Linked DNA regions of Homo sapiens: region 1 is linked to region 2. The links are chromatin contacts, found by Hi-C or POLR2A ChIA-PET in ENCODE. All regions are on one chromosome and are shown on one strand. Each heading gives the region's core, a stretch centred on a gene start or an enhancer-like site at or near the end of the contact. The rest is flanking DNA. Distances are from core to core; before and after follow the strand shown. Region 1 overlaps PRMT2 (protein arginine methyltransferase 2). Region 2 overlaps DIP2A (disco interacting protein 2 homolog A).

What was found. A loop is a pair of places that touch in the nucleus more often than their neighbours do. ChIA-PET counts read pairs that join two places held with the same protein, here RNA polymerase II (POLR2A). Pooled maps may share reads with other maps.
Region 1: a loop to region 2 is called in a pooled map, with 2.3 times the contacts of the local background. The contact joins two enhancer-like sites. A Hi-C loop is called at or near these places in 3 of 50 pooled maps. POLR2A ChIA-PET finds 5 or more read pairs at or near these places in 5 of 52 experiments (CD8-positive, alpha-beta memory T cell, activated T-cell, activated naive CD4-positive, alpha-beta T cell and 1 more).

What each region holds. Positions count from the first base shown.
Region 1 is chr21:46,657,155-46,662,693 of GRCh38, reverse strand. It overlaps PRMT2 (protein arginine methyltransferase 2), which reads right to left. Exons shown (of 12, transcript NM_206962.4): 8 at 3,774-3,949; 9 at 1,732-1,861; 10 at 758-894. Among named protein-coding and RNA genes, the nearest start is that of PRMT2, 24 kb to the right of the region's middle. RefSeq lists an enhancer at 1,139-1,188 and a silencer at 1,289-1,398. Within about 2 kb of position 1,278, at least 6 of the 41 ENCODE cell types and tissues checked have a DNase peak (open chromatin) inside an H3K27ac peak, as active enhancers do.
Region 2 is chr21:46,556,306-46,561,795 of GRCh38, reverse strand. It overlaps DIP2A (disco interacting protein 2 homolog A), which reads right to left. Exons shown (of 38, transcript NM_015151.4): 30 at 4,727-4,857; 31 at 4,043-4,211; 32 at 3,403-3,573; 33 at 1,013-1,074; 34 at 1-48. Among named protein-coding and RNA genes, the nearest start is that of S100B, 46 kb to the left of the region's middle. Within about 2 kb of position 2,180, at least 14 of the 41 ENCODE cell types and tissues checked have a DNase peak (open chromatin) inside an H3K27ac peak, as active enhancers do.

The sequences.
Region 1 (5,539 bases), core at 29-2,528, 100 kb before region 2:
TCAGGTCTCCAGTTTTTCCCTGACTCTGGTCACACCCCTCACCCCAGCCTGTGCCCCAGGTCACTGCCCCCTCCACGCCCCCAGACTCGGGGATGGGTATAACTGGCCTCCAAGCTGCCCACCTCCACCCGGTGATGGCACTGGAGGGGCCACCACAGGACTCTTGTGATGGGGACCACATGCCAGGCCAGGCCATCAACCCCGCACCTCTGCGACCTCCCTGGAGCCGGGGTCCCCTCGCGGGGCCACCACGCTGGGAAGTCAGCGGGGCAGGTGCCAGAGCGGGGTAGCCAACCCCACCCAAAGGGAAGGCCTGCAGGGCCCTGAAGGCAGCTCCACTGCCACACATGCCCAGGGTGCTGGCGGGGAAATGTGTCCCAAAAAACAGGCACCTCCAAAAACGTCAGGTGAACCCCGACGCCCCGTGGAGGCGCTTTGGGTCAGACCATGAAGAGCTGTGGTGCTCCTCGCGGGGTGGAAGACAGGGAGCTCCTCCCGTTGGGGCTGTTGTCGGAGGGACGCCCAGGCTGGGCCCAGAGTGGTGGCGAGACCCGGAAGGGGGCACACAGGCTGCGGTGTCTACACCACCCGTGCCCCCATGCGCGCCGCCCCCACCCCACTGCCCGCGCCCCCACGTGCCCCACCCCCCCACGACCGCCACGCCGCGTCCCACCCCCTCCTGCGCGCCCCATCCCCGCACCCCGCCTACTCCCCTGCCCCCCACCCCGCACCCCGTGCCCGCGCCCCGCACACTCACGGGTGGAAGGGCCCGGTGCTGAGCACCTGCGGCGGCTGCCCCTCCTGCAGGCTCTGGAAGTGGACGCTAAACCAGGCCGTGAAGCCGTGCAGGGTCCCCGCCTTCCTGATGTCGAAGCGCAGCTCGCCCCTCAGGGTCTGGGTCAAGCAGATGACAAGGCACGCGTGGGCACCGCGTGGCACCGCAGGGCCCGGGTTGGGGCGGCCCCCTCCACGCGCCCCGCGCAGACGCTGAATGCGTCAGGAACCGTAGAAAAGCCCCCCAGCCTGGGGAAACCACCCCCAAAACCCGCATCGTGAGTTCAGAGGCTTCAGTCAGAAACGTTTCAAGCATCTGAGCTTCTTGCGCCCAATTTTCTACCCCAGATTCTGCGGAATCTTTTCGGCGCTCAGCTCTTCCAGTTAAGGAGTTGGAGAGCTCCAGGCTGGGCCTTTCCACAGCAGAACGAACTAAAAACCAAAGCGCGCCGGCGCCACCGCGCCCGCCCCATCTCCAGACGCGGCGCCAGCTGGGGCGCCAGGCAGGGCGGGGGCGCGGGGAAACCGCCCAGAGCCCACGAGCGCCACCGCGCGGCCACAGACAGGGATTCACGGAGGGAATTCTAACGATTCTGTCATGAAGAGTGGCTTAAAATACTTGAAAAAAACTGTAATGCAAATACCATAATGAAACGAAATATAATTTATTTGATTTTGAAGATGCTGAGAATATTAAACATAAATCTAAAATGAAGACGCTGGAGACATAAAATGGTGTACAATATGAAAGAATCAAAATAGAACGTAAAAAAGAAAAAAGACTGGAAAAAATCAGTAGCAAACGTTTTATAAATTCACTTATTTGCATAATAAAATAATTAGTTATTCACTCACACCCCCAGCACTCACTGAAGGTTTTTGATAAGCCAGGCTCTGGTCTGAGTGTTTCGTGGTCACTGATTATCGAATGTAAGGAGCAATTCATCTTTTTCTCACCTCTAGATCAGAAATTTGCACGGTTCTCATGTCCAACTGCAATATAGTGCACGGTTCAGAGAGACAGTCTTCTGGTTTCAAAATGTGGTTATACTTGGGCTTTGAAAAAAACTCCTTAACTGCTAAAGATCTAGGGGAAAAGGTCAAAGCGACTGTTGAGAGTCATTGCAAACATCTTAGGCTTCAAAACACACACGTGGGACCGCGGTGAGTGCTCTCCCTTCTGTGTCACCAGGATGCTAAGCCACTATCTGGGGCCCTGGAACCCCAGAGCAGCCCTCAGGCCTCCACAGGCCCTGGGTGCCTCCCGCTCTGAGAAGACCCAGACTCTACCCAGGCATCCAGAGACTTCCTGAGCCTGACCTGGAGGCATTAAGGAGCCTGCCAGTCACTGGGCGCTTCCCTGTGAGGTCTCATTCATGGGATCTGAGCACACGGAAACCAACGCTCACCCCTCATAACCCAGAGGACAAGGGGAGTTGCAGCGTGTCTTGCCTAGTTTTAGAATGTATTTGATTTCAAAATCTTTTGTGGATCTTCTATTAACAGTAAATGAACGCGGTATTCCTGCTGTAGGTTACTCTATAATAAACGAAAGGAACTAGAAGGGCTGAGGTGGCCTGAGTGAGTCTGAGTTTCAGGAGAAATACTTGCTCTGTTGCTACACAAATTCAACACAGAAACAGACACTAGACGCCGCATGGCCCCTGCATGTCACCGTTTGCCAACCCCCATCACTGGCTGCACTAGGCTTGTAAGTCACCGATTATTTACCACAGAAATGTTGTAAAAAATAAGCAAAGCAGTAACTTCTGAAATAGCAAATAAAAGTGAATGTTTTAATAAAGATTCCACTATATTTACACATTTATTTTTCTGATAAAAAATTACAAATTTAAAAATTGGAAACTATGGACAAGTATAAAGAAAAGCTTAAATTCCCCATATGCCTGTCTTAGCATTGTGATATACTTATTTTTATCCCCCAGACATATTTATATAAATTTATTTATGCAAGCAAACATCCATTCTGTATACACGGTTTATTCTGCCAAGCTTTACTGTCTCTTAAACCCTTTCTAAATATCATTACATATCCCTAAAAACCTATGGTTTCTTTTTTAACAGACACACAGCAGTGCTCCACCAGATGGATATACAGCAATTCAATCACGTTCCTCTGGACGGCCACTGGCTTCCAGTGCCGGGAGGAACACTCAGGTGGGAGGCTCTGGCAGTGACTGGGGTGGGCAGCCTGATGCCAACCTCTAAGGCCCTGGCAGCCACACCTCCCTGCCACTGCCAGGCAAGCCTGGGCTACTATTTTAATTTACTCTTTGCTTGTCTGGTAGGGAAAACAGCATGTATTTTAATTCGCATTTTAACTACTAACAACATTATAATTTTTCATATATTTATTGGTAATTTTATTTATTTTTTGCGGTTTGCCTGTTCACATGATTGGGCTGCAATTCCATCTGGCTAGTCATCTCTTTCTAATTGATTCCAAGACCTGACAGCACGTGATTTCTCTAATTACTTGTTTGCTTTTACAATCGTGTTTTTGCTGATTTCTGCCACATAGACTGCCAGATTCTATCTAGCCCAGGGTCCATTCCATCCATTGTTGCTGCTCATTTCTCCACCTAAGATGGTGCACACAGGCCCCCATGGATGTCTGTCGCTGACGCTGATTCCATGCAGAATTAAGTTTTCACGTATGGCGTGAGAGAACAAGGGCTAATCAACTGCTCCAGAATAATTTGCTGACTTGGCCCTCACTCCCTCCTAATCGTAATGCCACCTTTTTCACATACGAAAATTTTTGTTCCTTGCATTCTACCCTGCTCTGCCCATCTGTCTTGTTATAGCACCATACTGCTTTAATTACTCCAATGCTACAACAGATTGTCCTATCTGGGTGCACAGGTACCCTCATTTATCCAACCGTCGTATGGGATCTCCCAGGGCCTTGGCCCACCTGCAGACTGTGGACCAGGAGGCCCCACAAGACGGTGCCAGTCCCAGCTGTGGACACTTACTTCAGAGCGCTGAGGTTGAACTCGTACGCGTTGTCCCAGAAGAGCACCTTGCTACGATAATCCTTATCAGCACTGCAGGGCACAAGGTGCAACGCAGCCATGGTGGGCCAAATGACCCCGTCCTCCTTCAGCCAGGCATCCCGGGCATACAGGATGGACTCGATCATGAACTCAAACTGCATAGGAGTGAAAGACACACAGGAGACACATCACAGGCCCCGCGGCTGCACAGGCCTCTCACCACCACATTCGTAACACTAGTCTGACAGTTCTACAGTTTTAGCCTCAAGAATATTCCTGCCTAGGCCAGTGTACCATGCAAGAGAACATCTCGAGGGTTTATTTTATGCCCACACGTCACTGATGCATCTCACAGCCTGGGTTTAAGTCACATAATTTCCCATTAGAACTATGAACTGGAGCAGAGCTAAAAGCAAGGACAAATCTTCACTCTTGTCCCATCTCAGTCACGGAAGAGCTCGTAGCTACCAGATTTTGAAAGAGCCCTGAAGTGTTGCCGGGTCCCAACTGTTACATAAAATATATTTGGTCCGTAGCATTCTCAGAATTTTCACACCCTTTAAGTGGACTGAAATCACTGCTTAAGAAACCGAAAGCCACGCAGGCATGCCCTGGCCATTCACGGGTCCTTTGGTCCACCTTGCATCCCTCAGAAGGTCCCAAGTCAAGGGAAGCACATCACATCTATGACTGAGGAAGTGGGGACCCAACGCCCTCAAAGGCCAGGCTTTCTGTCTGAACCAGAACTTGCTTCAAACACAGAAAGGAGTAGAGGGAGCACCAGCGAGGTGGGGCCAAGGCCTGTGGCCCCTGCAAACCACCCAGGGAGCCTGCACTTCATCCTGTAGTTGATGAGAAACAACAGAAGTGTTTTGCTTCCTTAAATAATCTCAAGCTGCTTTTATTACAGAAGTAATACATGTTTTGTACGGAAAATGTAGAAAACTTAGAAAAGCTCAAACAAACATAAAAATCACATATTAACCCAGTACCTAGAAGGAACCACTGTTATCACTCTGCAGTTTACCTTCAAGTATTTTTCTACACACGCACACAAAAAATATATACATCTTATTTTTCAATCTTATTTTTTCAGTTATGTAGTGAAACAGCTTTTCTGGCGTACAGCCTACGAACTTGAGCGCTTGTGTGGATTTTGTCCTCACAACCACAGCCAGCATACACACAGCTCTGCCACCCAAAACACTCTTCACCCTTTTCTCTGGTGGTCATGCCCTCCCCGACCCCAGCCTCTCCAGCCACCGATCTGGTCTCCATCCCCATGGTCTTGTGTCTTTTTGAGAATATCATACAAATGGAACCAAACAGTACATAACCTTTCAAGACAAGTTTCTTTCACTCACTGTACCGTTTCTGGGGTTCCTCCAAATTACCTGTTTCAATAACTGGCTCCTCTTCACTGCTCAGTGGTATTCCACTGTGTGGACGCACCAGTTTATCCTTAAGGATTATCCAGATGAAGGACACTTGGGTTGTTTCCAGGTTTTGTTTTTTTTTTTTTTGCAATTATAAAGAGAGCTAGTATAATCATTCACATACAGGTTTTTGTGTGAACACAGCTTGCATATCTCTGGGTTGAACACACAGGAGAGGGACTCCTGGGCATAAGGTGAGTGCACATACAAGTCTATAAGAAAGCACCCACCTGTTTCCACAGTGGCATGTTCCCTCCAGCAATGCATGACTTTCAGCTGTTCCTCATCCTCGATGACAGTTGGTATTAC
Region 2 (5,490 bases), core at 931-3,430:
TCCATCAATGGCAGGCTGTGCGGAGAACCCCGTTCTACCAAACGAACCCTAAAAATTAAGGGAACAATTTCAGTACAAAATTTACTACACAGGTAGTAATGTCTGAAAGGGCAGATCATGACGTTGGAAATGATCACTCTGAGGGTCTGTTGACAACAGTCAGGATGTCAACCTTTCCACAGCACACCTGCCATGAATGGCAGGGACACCCCAACCACGCTGCGGTCCCAAGTGCCGCCACCCGCATGCACTCGCCACCCACCCCATGTGCTCACAGCAGCTCACTCTACATTTCGTTTAGGTCCTCCCTGAACCCAGCAAGCCCCTGGCACCCAGTAAGCTAAACCTAGTGTTTACATCAAGCTACAGTGTGGCCATACTTGAGAATCCAGGACTGGGATCTGAGCTTCAAAGCTGGGAGGGGCCCTGATACACATCTGACCACAGACCAGCAAGCACACACTGTATGCACCACCATCGTTCATCAAGATGAAACTAAGTCAGATCCTATGACAGCATCAGGTAAGAAACGTTCTTGCCAGTAGATGGATAACTTGTCTTCTATCTGTCCCTATCCCTCTAAAAACCAAATGTCACATGGGTCATCGGGTAAGAAACGTTCTTGCCAGTAGATGGGTTACTTGTCTTCTCTCTGTCCCTGTCCCTCTAAAGAACCAAATGTCACAGGGGCCACTCTTATTCTTCCTGGTTGTGTGACAGATAAAGGGATGTTAACTGCAGCCCTGGGGACACGGGCGCACAGAGATAGACACTGAGCTCCCCTGGGAGGCACGCCCGGAGTGGGGCACACAGCTCTCCTCTTCCTCTTGGTGCAGATGGCCCAATGTAGCCAGCTGTCCTCTCATGTGCCCATCCAGGTGTCCCGGTAGGCCTGACTTGGCCCCGCCGTCCTCTAATGCCTGGGTCCCGGGGGTGCATAGTCAGTGCAGACCTGGTTTGCATCACTTTGCCACTGGGTATCCATGGGGCCCAGGCAGGCTGGGAGCATTACCTGTCATGGCGCAGTGCCCGCATGTCCACGTAGACGGTTGTGGGGTCCGGGCCAGCTGTGCCCTGGAAGGAGAGCAGCAGAGGAACTTCTGTTCAGGGGCCTCACTTAACATCTTGTTTCTACAGGTACAGCTGCATGGCAGCTCCTCCCTGGCCCCCGGGGACACCCAAGAAGGTAGCAGCTCTGCTCCCTGCAGTGAGTCCGCCTAGGGGTTCAAGGTCCCCCAGGCAGTCTGATGCTTTCCATCCAAACATCCACAGAGCTTGATAATATTGAGCGAAACACTCAATGACTCTGAAAACACCAAATCATGCCACTTTACATTTCAGTTCTAACAACTTTCTATTCCCACTGGTCTCTTGCTGTGATGAAAACACCATTAGGATTTGAGGGGCATTTCCACCATGCTGTCAGGCAGGGCCTTGCCTCTCACCAACCAGCCTAATTCTACCGGGGACTGCTCGCAGCCGAGACTCACTCAGGTGAGATGGATGGCAGCCTTCACCTTTCTACTCTCTTCCTTTCTGAATCTTACAGTTAACATTAATCCCGACTAAAGGACATTATGTGTCATTTTATTCAATAAGGAACATCAATTAAATGAGTACTCTGATCAACATCACCCTTAAAGATCCCAGACAACATAACCTGTGTCTGCACTGGAATTAAACACCTCTGCACTGGAACTAAACACAGCCCTTCCTCCCAAGGCAATGCTATGAGCATTAACATTTTTTGAAAATAGTTTTACTTTTAAATTTGGTTACAAGGGAGCTTTTGTAATATGTCAAGTAATATCCACTGTGAACAAAGTAAGACAGCAAAAGAAACATGTTTGTCTAGAATTCACGAGAAAGTCACATGAACTCATGGGAGGGGGAAGCACAGAGGCACCAACAAGGTCAAGGTCAAGGTCATACCTGCTCAGCCAGCTTTCCCAGCCTGTTGGGCTGACAGAGGCCAAGGAGGCAGCAGAGTGAGACAGGGAGGAGACAGCCACAGGAAACACACACAGAAGCAGCAGCCACATGAGAAACACAGGGAAAGAGAGAGCAAAACCCACCTCTGTATCTTAAAGAGCAAACGTGAACATCCCATTAACATCATTTCTGCAATCATGTGTGGCATCCATACCCTTCCGACGTCTAGCAAGGAGGCCCCAGGCTTGCAGACGCAGAGCCGCTAACACAAAGGCCGGCACCCACGCTCAGCCACAGCCTACACAGGAAGCGAGCTCACAAAAGGCTCCCGCCCGATCTCCTCTGCTGCGTGACAAGGGTCTGAGGCTTGAGTGGTCAGGGGTCTTTTTGTGGTGAAGAGGGTGTGAGCAGAGCCCCCGCCCTGCCCTGCGTGCACTGCCACTGTGATGGGGAGGCACAAGGCCAAGCAAACACTTTGGAAACAGAGACAGACCTGCACTCAGCCCTGCTCTGGCACGGACAGGTGCCATTTCCTTCCAGCTATTCTTGTACTATGTGGGTGAATAAGGCGTTCAATATGTAGGGTTATCTAAAAAGCCATTTGGTTTTAAGATGTTTTTAGAAAGAAATGAAATTGAGATACTAGTACAAAATCTGGGCAACAGCTGTAGCTATCTGAGGAAGCAATAAACAGAACTGCCGTGAGCTCTTCAATCTCTGAAACTTGGTGCTACCTATGTTTTTTTTTTTTTTTTTTTTTTTTTTTTGAGACAGGGTCTCGCTCTGTCACCCAGGCTGGAGTGCAGTGGTGAGATCTTGGCTCGCTGCAACCTCCTCTTGCCAGGTTCAAGCGATTCTTGTGCCTCAACCTCCCAAGTAGCCGGGACAACAGGCGCGCACCACCAGCCAGCTAATTTTTGTATTTTTAGTAGAGACGGGGTCTCATCATATTGTCCAGGCTGGTCTCGAATTCCTGACCTCAGGTAATCCGCCTGCCTCAGCCTCCCAAAGTGCTGGGATTATAGGCATGAGCCACCACTCCTGGCCTGAAACTTGGTGCTTCCTTTTAATAAGACATTTCATGGTTTCAGAAATGAATTTGAGTCAACACAAATTACCACATTTATTAATGTTTCAATTTAATATTGCTAGATATCTTAAAACAGTAAGTTCAATCTTGCTTTAAGAACTTAGCTGTGTTTTATATCTAACTTAGAGAGTCTTACAGTTATTAGTCACTGTTCAAAAACAATGTGTTTTTTTTCCAAATAAGCCTTTCTCCAACTAGAATAGAACATCTTTAAAAATAAAACCCTTGAAGCTAAAATGTTACATGGAAATGAGATATCAAAGGCCCAGAGAAGGAGAAATAGATCAGGCGGCTACAAAACGGCACATTAACAACTGGGAAACTGGGTCTCCATGCTGCCAACAGCCAGCTTTCGAGAACCGCAGCCCCAGGCACCTCACCTGGAGGCAGATGGCCACGTTGACCCTGCACCCGAACGTGGTGCTTACGGCGCGGGCCGGCAGGCCCAGGTCCTTGAAGAGCTTGGAGAAGGACTGGGTCAGCGCAATCCTGGGCCGCTCCTCGGCGACCACCATGCACGTGCGCACACATGACAGGTTCACCCCCTTCATCTGCGGGAGGGGTGAGCGGTCAGGCCACGGCCACAGCTCAGTGAGTTGCCAGGGCCCTGGGCACTGTTTTGGGAAATCTCCGGGTGGGCACACAGAGGTGGAGCTGGACACCAACCTCCTCTCCGCAGGCTGTGTCTGTTCCACAGAATCCTACGTGTGGATGCGCTAAACGATTCCCATCTGACCTGCATCCCACACCTGCCCTCCCACGCGGCCAGACTTCCACCCCGCTATCTCGCAGGGACCCTGCCCTACCCCCCACCCTCCTCTCCTGCGGGGTGTGGAGCTGCAGAGACAGGTGGGCCGTGGGAGGACAGATGTGTACATAGGGCCCCTAGTGGGAAAGGGTTTTCTCTACTTCCTCCAACTGCAGGGAGGGGCCTTGGGAGTCTTGTTTTGTTTTGTTGTTTTTAAACTTCCCAGGGCTGTGGTCTGCAGCACACTCAGAAGCCCGGGTCTGGGCACTCACCCTGAGGACACCCGTCTGTGCGCCTAGGCCCTTGGTGCACATCTCCATCACAGAGTAGGAGCAGAAGGTGACGCGGGCCTTGTACTGGCTGACGGCCGACAGCCACAGGGACACGTTGCTCTCCAGCTCCAGCGGGGGCACCAGCACTGATTGGTGTCCCGAGTAGACACTGCGAGAGGGAAGGCTCGTGAGGCTCCGCCCGCCCACCCAGCACCCTGGGCACTCCACTCTTCCCTTCCTCAAGAACACTTCTTTTCCAGCCACAACAGGGGCATGATTTCTGTTCTGACGCCAAGTGGGGGGGTTTGGTGGAAAACATGCCACAGGGTGAAGGTTGGGGGATGGCAGGCACGGGGTTCTGAGCTCTGCTCCGAACACTTGGAGAGGATCCGGGGACACCACTCCAGAGGCATTCACTTCTAGAGACGGATCGCCACTTTCTAGTGTTTGAAGGAATCAAGCAGATTCTTCCCAAGTACTGATAACGGACAGTGTATTTAATGAAAAATGTATTTTCACTCAATTTCAGACTCAGACTCCAACCCACTTCATCCCCAAACAAACCCACTCACACACATCTCATCGGCTTCCTGAGCACCCAGAAAAGGTGCCTTAGAAGGCCAAGGTTCCTAAGAGCCACACGAGCTGCTCCCACCTGGCAGGCAGCAGGGGCCCTGCACTCACCTGCACAGACACCACAGGGCAAAACCAAGGCCACAGTAGGGGTCGAGGCAGATGGCGATCTGCCGCGAGGGGTACAGCTCACACTGCAGCTTTATGGAGCGGCATAAGGCGCTTGTGGCCGCGTGCGACATCTTAAGAGTAAAATAAAGTTCAAAAAAAAAAAGTGAAATGAAATTCAGGAGGGGAGAGGGTGGATGGCAGTGTCCGCTGTTCACATGGCTAGACCATAGCTCCGAACTACCAAACATCATATTTATTTCCTTAAAAGACGGTTGGCTCAAATCCCCATATAACCTAAATAATACCCAAGAAATGGTACACTAAAAATCTTTGAAACAAAATTTCAGGGTAATGAATTTTTAAAATTTTTTTCTTTTTTTTTTTTTTGAGGCAGAGTCTTGCTCTGTCGCCCAGGCTGGAGTGCAATGGCACAATCTCGGCTCACTGCAACCTCTGCCTCCCGGGTTCAAGCAATTCTCCTGCCTCAGCCTCCTGAGTATCTGGGATTAGAGGCACCTGCCACCATGCCCAGCTAATTTTTTGTATTTTTAGTAGAGACGGGGTTTCACCACGTTGGCCAGGATGGTCTCCATCTCTTGATCTTGTGATCCACCCGCCTCGGCCTCCCGAAGTGCTGGGATTACAGGCGTGAGCCACCACGCCCCGCCTGAAAAATTTTAATTGAGCTATTGACTCCCAGCAAGGTAAGAGATTCTTCAAAGCCACCAGTTCCTGTAAGCTAGACAGTCATAAATCAGAAAGTT